2 separate regions of the Homo sapiens genome follow, and region 1 is linked to region 2. The links are chromatin contacts, found by Hi-C or POLR2A ChIA-PET in ENCODE. All regions are on one chromosome and are shown on one strand. Each heading gives the region's core, a stretch centred on a gene start or an enhancer-like site at or near the end of the contact. The rest is flanking DNA. Distances are from core to core; before and after follow the strand shown. Region 1 holds the start of POLR2D (RNA polymerase II subunit D). Region 2 holds the start of SFT2D3 (SFT2 domain containing 3).

The links. A loop is a pair of places that touch in the nucleus more often than their neighbours do. ChIA-PET counts read pairs that join two places held with the same protein, here RNA polymerase II (POLR2A). Pooled maps may share reads with other maps.
Region 1: a loop to region 2 is called in a map of PC-3, with 20 times the contacts of the local background. The contact joins the promoter of POLR2D here to the promoter of SFT2D3 in region 2. A Hi-C loop is called at or near these places in 20 of 168 maps with a recorded cell type or tissue (B cell, CD4-positive, alpha-beta T cell, CD8-positive, alpha-beta T cell and 12 more), 32 of 37 single-sample maps with no recorded cell type and 33 of 50 pooled maps. POLR2A ChIA-PET finds 5 or more read pairs at or near these places in 23 of 52 experiments (CD4-positive, alpha-beta T cell, CD4-positive, alpha-beta memory T cell, CD8-positive, alpha-beta T cell and 17 more).

The regions. Positions count from the first base shown.
Region 1 is chr2:127,855,423-127,861,483 of GRCh38, reverse strand. POLR2D (RNA polymerase II subunit D) reads left to right here and starts at 3,329. Exons shown (of 4, transcript NM_004805.4): 1 at 3,329-3,456. The coding sequence starts at 3,384. It also overlaps the pseudogene LOC107985803. RefSeq lists a silencer at 3,185-3,494 and an enhancer at 3,725-3,894.
Region 2 is chr2:127,697,866-127,703,899 of GRCh38, reverse strand. SFT2D3 (SFT2 domain containing 3) reads right to left here and starts at 2,403. Exons shown (of 1, transcript NM_032740.4): 1 at 1-2,403. The coding sequence starts at 2,371. The coding sequence ends at 1,724. It overlaps WDR33 (WD repeat domain 33), which reads left to right. Exons shown (of 22, transcript NM_018383.5): 22 at 1-2,873. RefSeq lists a silencer at 1,645-2,324 and enhancers at 2,644-3,165, 3,085-3,454, 3,166-3,687, 2,682-3,881.

The sequences.
Region 1 (6,061 bases), core at 2,080-4,579, 160 kb before region 2:
TGTATATTTTTATGGTTGGTGGCAATGTCACTGGTGTTTTAGAGCCAAGTTCCATGAGCAATCATTCATTAGCCCTTTAAGATTTGGGTTTTTCCAGACAGGTTCGTTGTTTTTGTTAGATTTTCAAATGAGACTGACCTTACCAAAAAAAGCCAAAATCTCTTGGAGAGGAAAAAAACACTAAAATTTAATATAATTTGGTGATGTTAATTAATTCAAGCAAAGACCCTGGGACATACTGGTGCAGTCTGACCTAACCAGTGAAGTTTTGTTTTTGGATGGCCCAGAAAAGATGAGATGTGTTTGGAGGAAAGGACATCTTCAGTTTACGCTTTTTTTTTTTTTTAACTTGGCAAAAATAATTCAGTATTCCATCTGGGCAGCACCCTGGGGTCTGCTTGTCCCTCCCTGGCTCCAGCCCACTAACCCAACCCACCCAAAGATCAGCAGTTGACACACTATTTGCAGGGAGGTAGAATTTTTTTTTAAGGTACTCAATTCTGAGGCCCTTAGCGCTTAGCAAAGCTCAAAAACACATGGCTACAGATAAAAACGTGCTATCAGGGTTAGGTAATTTTGAAAACTGACTACCAGCAGCTGGTTAGACGTTTACAGGCTTTGTTAATAACTGATGTGTGTGAAGAGGAATTCGTTTCTTCAAGAGAAATTAATGTTCTAGAGATTACATTCCATAGTACCTGTAATTAAACAGCGTAGAGTTGCCTATGACTGATTTTGGGGGAGAGTGTGATTGGTGATAAAACAACATTTGTAATTTTAGCCATCACTGTTGACTTCTGGAGTGTGAAATAAACCATCTGATCAGAGGTCAGTGGTGCTAATTGTGGGAGTGGGGGTGGGGGAGGTGCTCTACAGCTGCTTTTAGATCAATCTAGGTCTGTAACCTTGGCTTGAATAATCTGACTGAAATACTAAGTGGGCTGGTTGAATGGCTTGACTGAACCAATGCTGTACAAGAATCAGAGTAGCAGCCTGAGGAATGTAATGCAAGTCCTGTCCCTTCTGTGTCTGTTTTCCTCATTAAAATCAAGCTCAGACAAGGATTCAAGGGCCTCTTCCTGCCGCTTATGCATTATTTCTACTCACACAGATTCTGTATGCCCTGGAAAATTGGTGGGGGGAGGACTGCAATTTCGAAACTATTGGAAAACAGAAAAGAGAGGTCTCCAGTTCACCATCAGTCCCTCAAGTTCCTGCTGCCAATCAGACCCCCTCCCCCAGTATGGCTATTCTGTGATCACATCGTGGCTCCCAACCAAAGAAATAACCCAGGGCGGGTGACAGCTAGAATCTTTTCTGGCTGGCAGTCCCACAGGCCTAAGCGCAAATCTTGGTCCTGCCATTTATAAGGCATTTCCTACTTTGTGACAGGACTGTGAATCTCCAAAGTAACCTGACCTTAGAGAAGTCATAGGTAAAAAGTAAAAATAGTAAATGTTTTGCCCAGACCCCAGCACATGGTGCAGTGGCTGGGCAGCTGTGGTTATCTGGCCTGTCACTCAGTGCTGGGTGTACAAGGGAACACCGGCAAGCATCAAACCCTCCGGAACCTTCAGCTTCTCTGAGCACGTGAAAGGGGGCGTGGCCAGCCCTTCAGGTCTGGGCAGGTTCCTTAGAGAAGCAGTGCTGAAGCAAAGAGCATGCCCTGGAGGAGGGAACTTCTCAGGTGGTGGGAGACCACATTGCCGGCACTGCAAGACAGCAAGACGCTGTGGACGAGCCCTCGCAGGAGATCAGGCTGCACAGGCCAGACAGGATTCCCAGGACTGCCTTCTAAAGGTTTTCTTTTTCTTTAGTTTTAAAATTTTTACTTTTTAATTTTTTAAGTCTTTTTAAAAATTATTATTTGAGACAGAGTCTCACTCTGTCGCTGTCGCCCAGGCTGGAATGCAGTGGCGCGATCTCGGCTCACTGCAACCTCCGCCTCAGCCTCCCGAGTAGCTGGGATTAAAGGCGCCCGCCACCACGCCCCGGCTTTTTTTTTTTTTTTTTTTTTCTGTAGAGACGTGATTTCACCATGTTGGCCAGGCTGCTTTCGAACTCCTGACCTCAGGTGATCTGCCCCCCCCACCCCCACCGGCCTCCCAAAGTACTGGGATTACAGGCGTGAGCCCCCGCGCCTGGACTTTGCCTTTTTTTTTTTTTTGGCAGGGTCTCTGTTGCCCAGGCTGGAGTGCAGTGAGGCAATCATAGTTCACTGCATCCCTCAAGCGATCCACCCGCCTCGGCCTCCCCGATCCCTGTGACTACAGGCACGCGCCACAACGCCCGGCTAATTTTTGTATTTTTTAGAGACGAGGTCTCACTATGTTGTCTAGGCTGGTCTTCAACTCCGGAGCTAAAGCGATCCTCCAGCCTCGGCCTCCCAAAGTGCTGGGATTACAGGCGTGAGCCACCGTGCCCGGCACAATTCATTTTTTATTAAATCAACAGAGTTTACAATATGACCATCTAAACATTGTTGACTAATGAGCTAAGATATTGTTGACTAATAAGCTATGATTATTTACCTTATTGTACAACCTTTTGTTTTCTCCAGTGTCGAAAACAGCATCATTTTTTATTTGCTTTTTTTTTTTTTTTAATATATTTTTTGAGACGGAGTCTTACTCTGTCGTCCAGGCTGGTGTGCAGTGGCGCGATCTCAGCTCCCTGCAACTTCCGCCTCCCGGGTTCAAGCGATTCTCCTGCCTCAGCCTCCCCAGTAGCTGGGATCACAAGCGCCCACCACCATGCCCGGCTAATTTTTGTATTTTTAGTAGAGATAGGGTTTCACTATGTTGCCCAGGCTGGTTTCAAACTCCTGACCTCAGGTGATCCCCTCGCCTCGGCCTCCCAAAGTGCTGGGATTACAGGCGTGAGCCACTGCGCCCGGCCGTCATTTGCTTAATTTTCTACGCATCACCCAAATGTTCCAACAGACGTGTGGTAAAAGCCTCTGAATATCATTGTCCGCGTACTCAGAAGTATCAGATAATCCACCACAAATCAATAAAATTTTAGAAGTTTAAGTCGGTGAAGGAAATTGGACCCGGTACTTTCGGAGCCGGCTGCCCTGCTCTCCATCAGCAGGCGTTCCTGCATCTCATCTGACCTCCTCCGTCCAGAAAGGCGTAGGGACCTGCCCCAGGACGTCTGCGCGGCGAGGAGCATGGGAGAAGAGAGGGAGTGCAGGGCGCCCCTCGGTGGCGGGGAGCCTCCAGGACCTCACCAACCGGTCCCCTCGCTGCGCCCCGTCCGGCTCGCACTCCCGGCCCCGCCCACCCCTCGGGGCCCCTCCCGAGACCACGCCCCTTCCGCGGCCGTTGCTCCGCGCTTCTGCTTCCGGCGGCGCTGGTGGTGGCGCGCGGCGCGGCGCGGCGATGGCGGCGGGTGGCAGCGATCCGCGGGCTGGCGACGTAGAGGAGGACGCCTCACAGCTCATCTTTCCTAAAGGTTGGGCTCGGGGCTGCCAGACTCCCCCGCGCCACTTCGCGTGGTCGCCGCAGGCCTGGCGTTATGCGCGCTTCGCCCAAGGCCCTGCCTCAGCGGCGGCTTGGGCAAGCCCCAGCGCGGCGTGGGGCTGGGGAGGGAACATGGCCTTGGGAGGGACCATGGCCTTGGGAGGGACCGCCTGGGCAACTGGGTTATTTTATGTGATAAACTGCGAAGTTCCGGGGACCTGTGTCAAAGATAAACAAAGCCGGACACTCAGGTGGTAAGGACAGATTTTTAAACAGTAATATACTGTTGCACTAGGGAAAAGAGCCCAGCGTGAACCGAACTCAACTTCGATTAGTACAGAACCTCTGGGCGTTTTAACGGAGAATTAGGGAATAAGGATGTGGTGAGCGGGAGCTCGGGGGAGTCGGGGAAGTGAGAAATGTAAAAAAGCGGGAAGAGGAGGATTGGTCCGTGTGAACGCAGCTTGGTTTGTTGACTGGCGCACCTGTCGAAGTTAGGCCCCTACCCTCCCACAGAGGCAGAGAGACAGAGTCCTATCTTCAGCTGTTGGCTGGAACAAATTATTTTGGCAGCCTTGAGTTTTCTCACGCACGCACTTTAAGTGGTTGGGGAGGGTATTCCTAGGGATGAGGTCTTCAGCTCAAAAACTTGAAAATGTATACAGCTGTCTTACACTTTATTGATTTATTGATTTATTGATTGAGATAGGGTCTCGCCCTCTTGTTGAGGCTGGAGTATAGTGGCATGATCAGAGCCCACTGCAACCTCAACCTCTCAACCGCTCAAGCTATCCTCCCACCTCAGCCTCCCAAGTAGCTGAGACCACAGATGCACGCCCCCATACCTGGCCCATTAAAAAAATTTTTTTCGTAAAGACAGGGTCTCACTATGTCGCCCAGGCTGGTCTCAAACTCCTGGGCTTAAGTTAATCACGGCACCTGACCTATCTTATTCTTTTATTCATTCATTCATTTACTTATTTAGAGACAGAGTCTCACTCTGTTGCCCAGGCTGGGGTGCAGTGGTACGAACTCGGCTCACTGCAACCTCCGTCTCCTGGGCTCAAGTGATTATCCTGCCTCAGCCTCCCGAGTAGCTGGGATTACAGGTGCCCACCACCACACCCGGCTAATTTTTGTATTTTCAGTAGAGCTGGGGTTTCACCATGTTGGCCAGCCTGTTCTCGAACTCGTGACCTCAGGTGATCCACCCAGCTCGGCCTCCCAGAGTGCTGGGATTACTGATGTGAGCCATTGCCTGGCAAAATAATAAATTTAAAATTAAAACGGAAATACTACCCTCTAAGAAATAAAAAATATAAAAATGAAAAAATGTTTATTATGTGTTTTTTGTATTTTATGGTTTAATACGTTAGAACTTACTATTTTAGTTGTTAATTTATTTTTTTTAATTTTTTTTTTAATTTTATTTTGAGATAGGGTTTCACTCTGTCACCCAGGCTGGAGTGCAGTGATGTGATCTCGGCTCACTGCAACCTACCCCTCCTAGTTTCAAGCCATCCTGCCTCAGCCTCCCAAGTAGCTGGGACTACAGGCGCCTGCCACCATGCCCAGCTAATTTTTGTGTTTTTAGTAGGGACGGTGTTTCACCATGTTGGCCAGGCTGGTCTCGAACTCCTGACCTCAAGTGATCCACCCACCTTGGCCTCCCAGTGCTGAGATTACAGGTGTGAGCCACCTCACCCTGCCTTTTTTTTTTTTTTTTTTTGAGACGGGATCTCATTCTGCTACCTAGGTTGGAGTGCAGTGGTGTGATCACAGCTCACTGCAGCCTCAACCTTCCCTAGGCTCAGGTTATCCTCTCACCTCACTTCAGCCTCTGGAATACTTGGGACTACAAGTGCAGGCCACCACTCCTGGCTAATTTTTGTATTTTTTTGTGGAGACAAGGTTTCACCATGTGGCCCAGGCTGGTCTTGAACTCCTGGGCTCAGGTAATCTGCCCGCCTCGACCACCCAAAGTGTTAGAAAGTATAGGTGTGAGCCACTGCACCTGGCCTATTAATGGTCGTAATGACGTATCCTCGGTAAAATTTCCAGATGACATACAGCCAAGGAGTTGTTTTTCCTTTTTTAGCAACAGAGATTAATTATGGCCATTGTTCTTAAAATATTTGCACAAGAGAAAATAACAGGCAGATCCCCTGATCTATTTCCTTTTGTTTCTAAATAAATTGTGTGTGTGTGTGTGTGTGTATGTGCGCGCGTGTGCGCGCCTTCACTTGAAAATGTTCCTTGGGATTAGCCATGGGGAGAAGTCTTGGATCCCTCCTCTCCATAGTTACACAAAAGTGTCTGAACTGCCTCCCCCATCCCCATTTTGTTGATGCTGAATCCTGGGAATGCCTCCCAAAAGCTCTGTGGTAGGTCTCAGACACCACTTTCCTAGGCACTCTGAGTTACAGTTTGGCTGCCTCGACCTTCCTTGGTTGAAGGGAGTGAGGGTAATGTATTAGTAGTACTTGGGTATTGTTCTTAATGAGAAATAGGGACAGTTGACCAGTTTCCTGGTGTCCTAAAAGTTCCATTCCTTTCCATTTAACAAGTAATTTGGTTTAGTGCAGAAAGGGACCATC
Region 2 (6,034 bases), core at 1,154-3,653:
GTGATCCTCCCGCCTTGGCCTCCCAAAATGCTGGGATTACAGGTGTGAGCCACCAGCTGAGAAATGTTGAATTTTTAAGTTTTTATTTAAGAAATAAACATTGTAAAACATCATTATAAAACCCCCAACTATTGCAAGTTCTAGAGAAATTTAAAACTAGAACAGAAATTTAGGGGACTAGAAAGAGCAGCCAATGGCACAAGTCTTTACAATTAATTAAAAAAATAAATCATTCTGAAGATACTGCATTTGCTCTCTCACAAGCAGCCTCCTGAGGTAGGTAACCTTGTTTACTGATGGGGAACAAGGCAGTGTTCTTTACCAAATCTCAGGGCGGGTAGCCTGCAAGCCTACAGTGTGGATGTTGGCCACTTGTGTCACTTCTTGGGACGGGGCTTAGGGACCTGACTTACTTAGGAACATAAATTTTGGGGTTGGAGGAAGCAGCAGTGCTCTACTGCGGCACGACAGACACCCTGTTAAGGCAACACTGGGATCCAGCTCAGGAAAAGCATTACTTTCAAATTGTGCAAGCCAATGCACAGAAAAGTGGTCCTCAAACTTGGGGAACGTAGAATCACTTGGGGAGCTTTAAAAAGGTCCTGATGTCTGGGACCTACTTCCCAGGTTCTGACTGCATTGATCTGAGGTGTGGCTCTTCAAGTAACTGATGTGCAGTCAAGCGCGAGGACCACTGGCACACAATGTTTAAATTCTAAATATATTTTACTTCCTAGTGTATTGCTACTGACAAAACGTAGTTTTCTGGACTCATCAGAATGTTAGGCTCATACCTTCTGGCAATAAATTAAGGTAGTTAAAAGTAACTGCTGAACCTAAAATGAAGGCAGCAGCAATTAGATATAAAAAAATCTTAAGATCAGCCTGCAAATTGTAAACTAGTTTACAAAGCAGGCTATACAATGAGGAATAATTCGAGCTTGTAGAAATCCATGGTTTCCACCAGATACAGGTATTCCGGATCTAGAATTATCTTTCTATTTGCAGGATTTCCGAAGAGACCGTTAAGCATCTACGCGCCCCTTCCTGGATCCCATGCTTCTTGGGGCAGGAAATTTCTTTTGGTCCGTCGCTTTCGTCGTGAAATACACAACTAATTTTCCTTTCATGTTATAAGGCACCATATTTATGATTTTGTTAACTGAAGAAAAAACCCGAGATAAACCATCTTAAGTACTTTTAAAAGTCCAGTGGCTGAATTCGGTGTTTAATCTGATACCCTTCTGGATTCGCTGACACTGGAGAGAATAATTTCCAAGTCTTAGTATAGCCAAAACAAAAAACTACCGTCGCTAAGCTACATCTACCACTGGATTTTAAAATGACAAAACAGCCTGAGAAAAATCACAAGAGCAGCTAACTCGAAGAAAAATCCTTTTTCTTTACTCAGCCGAACCTAAGACCACAGTTACTTCGAAAGCAACTTCTAATAACCGTCTCACATCCTGTCACCAGTTCAATGACAAAATCTCAGTTTTCAGAGCGTGTGCCAAGTCCAGCACAAAAAGCTGACATCGAGGAGCTCCCAACGCTGCTGTCGCCTCCGCTGGCAGCAGCCGCTCCCGGATTAGACTCGCAGGCTGTTAGGGCAGGGCCTTCGCCACGGGCTTCCGCACAGCGGCGTGCAGTCCTCAGCTCGGCCGGCGCGGTCTCCGACGGCGCTGGCTCCGCGTACTTCCCCAGCGGCGAGGGCGCGAGGTCCTCACACGGGCAGCACCTTGGCGAGGCCGGCGCCGCGGCCCAGGCGACCCAGTGCGAGGCGCAGCGCGGTGCCGCCGCCCCAGGGCAGCAGCCCAACCAGCGCGGCCAGCAGCGCGGCCACCTGCGCGCCCGCGCCCAGCACCGTGAGCAGCGTGCTGCGAAGGCCCAGCGCGGCGAACAGCGTGGCGCCCAGCGCTGCCATGTAGAGCAGCGCGGGCCGGGACGGCGCTTCTTCGCAGCGCAGCAGGCGTCCGCACGCCGCGCCGCCCCGCAGCAGCGCGCTTCCCGCCAACGCCAGCGCCGAGCCCAGTGACCAGAGCAGCGCGAACTTGCGCGCGCGCAGCAGCAACACCGGTGCGTAGAGCGCGGCTAGGCCGAAACACAGTGCAGCCAGCAGCAGGCACCCGCCGCCCGCCGCCAGCCGCTGCCCGCGCGTCACGCTCGGGAGGCACGTCAGGCCGGCCGCTGCCGACTCCGCAGGGCTCCGCGCCCACGTCCAGCGCAAGCCCGCGCGGCCCAGCCACTCCTCCGCCGGCCGGTCCCCGGGCTCCTCCGCCTTCTCCGCGGCGAGCAGCGGCTCCGCGGCCGCCGGGCCGCCAGCTTTCCCCTGCGCCAGGTACTCCTGCAGCTGGCGGTGGAGGTCCGCCATCTTGGACAAGGCGGTGGCAGAAAGGAAAAGCTGCGGCTCACTTCCGGCCCTCCGCTGAAGCGGTTCGGTCTTCGGGCGGCAATTGGTCGGCGACGGCGAAAGGGGCAGGGCCTGCGGCGCTCGCGGAAGTGCCGCGGTGCCTGCTCTGCGGACTTTTGTGGTGTCCCCAAGTACCGTGGTCGCAGGTGCTGCCTGTCCGCTTGCAGTCGCCCTCCCAGCGCCTGACCCTCTTCCTTGTTCGGAGTAGGCGCCCTTGCGGTCTGGCTAAGTCCTGCCAGCATTAATAGTTGGAAGGCAGGGGTGGGTGTGGTTCTAAAGGGGCACAAGAAGTGACCCTTTTGCTGACGGAAATGTCTTATGGCCTCACTGCGTCTACCGTGGCGGTGATATTGTGCTAGTTTTGCAACATGGAGGAATGGGTAAAGGGTACACAGAATCTCTCTTGTTTCTTACAACTGAACACAAACAGTGATCTCAAAATAAAAATTTAATTTTTAAAAAAGTTCAGACCTGTGTAACTCAGGTGGGTTTTTTGGGGAAAGTTGCGTTCTGATTAGTTACCTCACTTGTAGTAATAGTGACCATCCTGATCATTTACCATGGGGTTGATAAAGGAAGGGTTGACACCCAGCACCCTCAACCTGCTTCTCTATTCTGTTCTCAGTTTCGGCCACAGGCCTGGCAACATCCTTGACTCCTTCGCGCCCCTTGTCCAAGACTCGGTGCTGCTGTCCCATGTGTTTGGTGTCACTCTCGTGCTCTGGACAGCGCCACGCCCAGGTGTCCTGACTCATCGTCACATCACTGTGACAAGCTGGCTCGCACGCAGGTCAATCCTGATCTGTTCCCAGGCCGCACCCACGTGCCCTGCTGTTTCTCAGAGCCTCCTAGAGGGTGTTTGCTTGTGGTTCCTCTCACAGGTCAGATTCCTCCAGATTCTTCCAGCTGCCTCCACAGCTCCCCTCACCACCTTGGCTTCCCCTGGGTGGCCCTGTGTCCTTTGTCCTCTGCCCTAGGTGGATGTAAGGTTAACGGCTTCCTGCTGTTTGGCTTCTCAGCCTTTCCATCCCCTGTGTGTAACTAATCTCCCCCATTAAGTTCCTTTTAATGCTTTCTGTTTTCTTGGTTGGATCCTGGCAGATGCAATTCTTTTTCAAAATATATTCTGATTTGTTATCTCACTTGATAATAATAGTGACCAGCCTGATCACTTAGCATGGGCTAAACCATTAGGATGGCTACAATCAAAACAAAAAAACAAAAACACACCAGAAAGTTACAAGTGCTGTCAAGGATGTGGAGAAACTAGAAGCCTTGTGCACCGTTGGTGGGAATGTAAAATGCTATATCCGCTGTGGAAAACAGTATGGAAGTTACTATAAAAAAAAAATATATATATATATATATACACACACACACACACAGACACATATAAACGTATATACACACATATTTGTATACAGTTATGTGTGTATGTGTGTATATAATTACAATCCAATCCAGCAGTTCCACTCTGGATATATACCCCAAAGAATTGAAAGCAGGGTCTCAGAGATTTGTATAACTCTTCACAGCAGAACTATTCATGTCAGTCAAGAGATGGAAGCAACCCAAGTGTCCACCAGCAGATCAATAAAATGTGATATATGCATACAACGGACTGTTACGCAGCCTTAAAAAGGAAGGAGATTCTGACACATGCTACGACATGGATGAACCTTGAGGACATTAGGCTGAGGGAAATAAGCCAGTCACAAAAAGGACCAATACTGCATGATTCCACTTCTGTGAGGTACTTAGAGTAGTCAAATACACAGAGCTAGAAAGTGGACTGGGTGCATAAATGCCCATCAGTGATGTTACCTAATCATTTATGCAGCTACCGTATAGAAAAGGCAGGAGTGTGCTGCTCATTTTATAGGTGAGGGAAGCTGAGAAATACCAAGAAGTGAGGTAACCTACTCAAGGTCACCTACAAAACTGACGATAGGGCAGCGTTAGGTTGTGATTCCTGGTTTCTAACCTTGTGGGCTTCCCATTGCAGAAAGAGGCCTTCACTGAGGGTCCCTCTGTGTGAGCCCTGGATGCGCTTTCTGCTGTGGTTTGGTTGCAGGGAGGGAAGGTCATTAACAAAACCCACTCTCCTCTAGCACTGCAGCAAAACTCATCCTAACAATCATCTTCACTTGCTTCCCTGTCTCCCTTGAAGCCCTTCAACCAGGCCTTCGTTCCACCGTGCCAGCAAAATTGTTCATTACAAAATCGCCAGACGCTGTCGGCTAGTGCGGTGAGTTTCGGCCCTCAGCCCCAGGACGGCACCGTGGGCTCCTCTCTTGACTGTTCCTCCTCCTGAGACCTCAGCGTTGTTGCGCCTGGGATATCCCCTCTTTTCTCTCTCGGCACCCTCTGGCCCAGCCCGTGTTGTTAAAACCCTCTGCGTGCAGAGCGTCCCCCACTTCTCCACCGGGCATCTAATAGACACCCTGGAGGTGACATGCAGAACCAAACACTTCACTCCTGACTTCCCCTCCTCATCCCCCAAAACCTGTAGCTAACCCCTCCTTCCGCACCTCAAGAAATCGCACCCCATCAGCAAGTCCCACCAGCTCTACCTTGGAAACAGATCCAGTACCAGCCGATTCTCTCCTCCACCACTAACCCCACATCTGGGCGCCCCCCTGCACCCCACCACGGAGCCCCTGTTTTGGTCCATGCTTTCCTCACGGTTGTTCACACATCGGCCTGAGGGACCTTTGTCCACTGAGTCAGATGATGTCACTCCCCCAGTGCTCCCCACCTCACACTCACAGAAGCAACTTCCTCACCTCGCCCACGCTGCCCTGTGGAATGGCCGGGACCTGTCTGCCTCTACTCCCCTGCTTTCTCCCCACTCCATGCCAGTCTATGACTGGTGGCCTTTGGGTTGTTTCTGGATCTGTCAAACATGTTCCCACTTCGGTGCCTTTGTCCTTGCTGTTCTCGGCCTAGAGCATTCCTCCTCACCCCAAATATCTTCACAGCGCCCTCCCTCATTCCTTCAGGTCTCTACTTCAATGTCACTTTTCAAAATGTCTTTCCCTGACTTCCCCGAAGCAGCAGCTCCCATCACCCTCCACCCTTTCCACTCACAAGCATAATGGACGGTAGCACACTCGTTTCCTGGGTGGTCTAAGAACAGGCAAATGCCTTTCTGAGCCCTCCCTCCCTCCCGATCCTTCATTTTGAGCCTGTCCTTCCTTCTGGGCTCCATTCACAGTGGACGTTGATGTGGATGGAGATGCAAAGGACCCAGACTCACACACATGCAGCAGGGCCCTGAAAGGATTTTTTTTTTAATTTCTTGTTCTGAAACCCTATTTCTCTGTGGTACTCGATGGCCTTGTCCCCACGGGGAGAAGCCTGGCTTTTCAGGAGCTTTAGATTTCACCGTGTCAGCACCAGGCAGGGCCTGGCCTCAGCTCTCGCAGCCACCGCATCTGCACATCCTGGGCAGGGGCTCTTCAGATGCCCGCGTCCTCCCTTCCAGTATTGTTGGACTTTAGCATAAGGTCAGGCAGGTCCCAGCTCCCACCTCCCCAAGGGGAAGGGGCCACAGCCAGCCTTTTCTTCTGCCGAGGTCTTTCACCTTGACCTGAGGAAGCAGCACCCTTCGCACCAAATCCT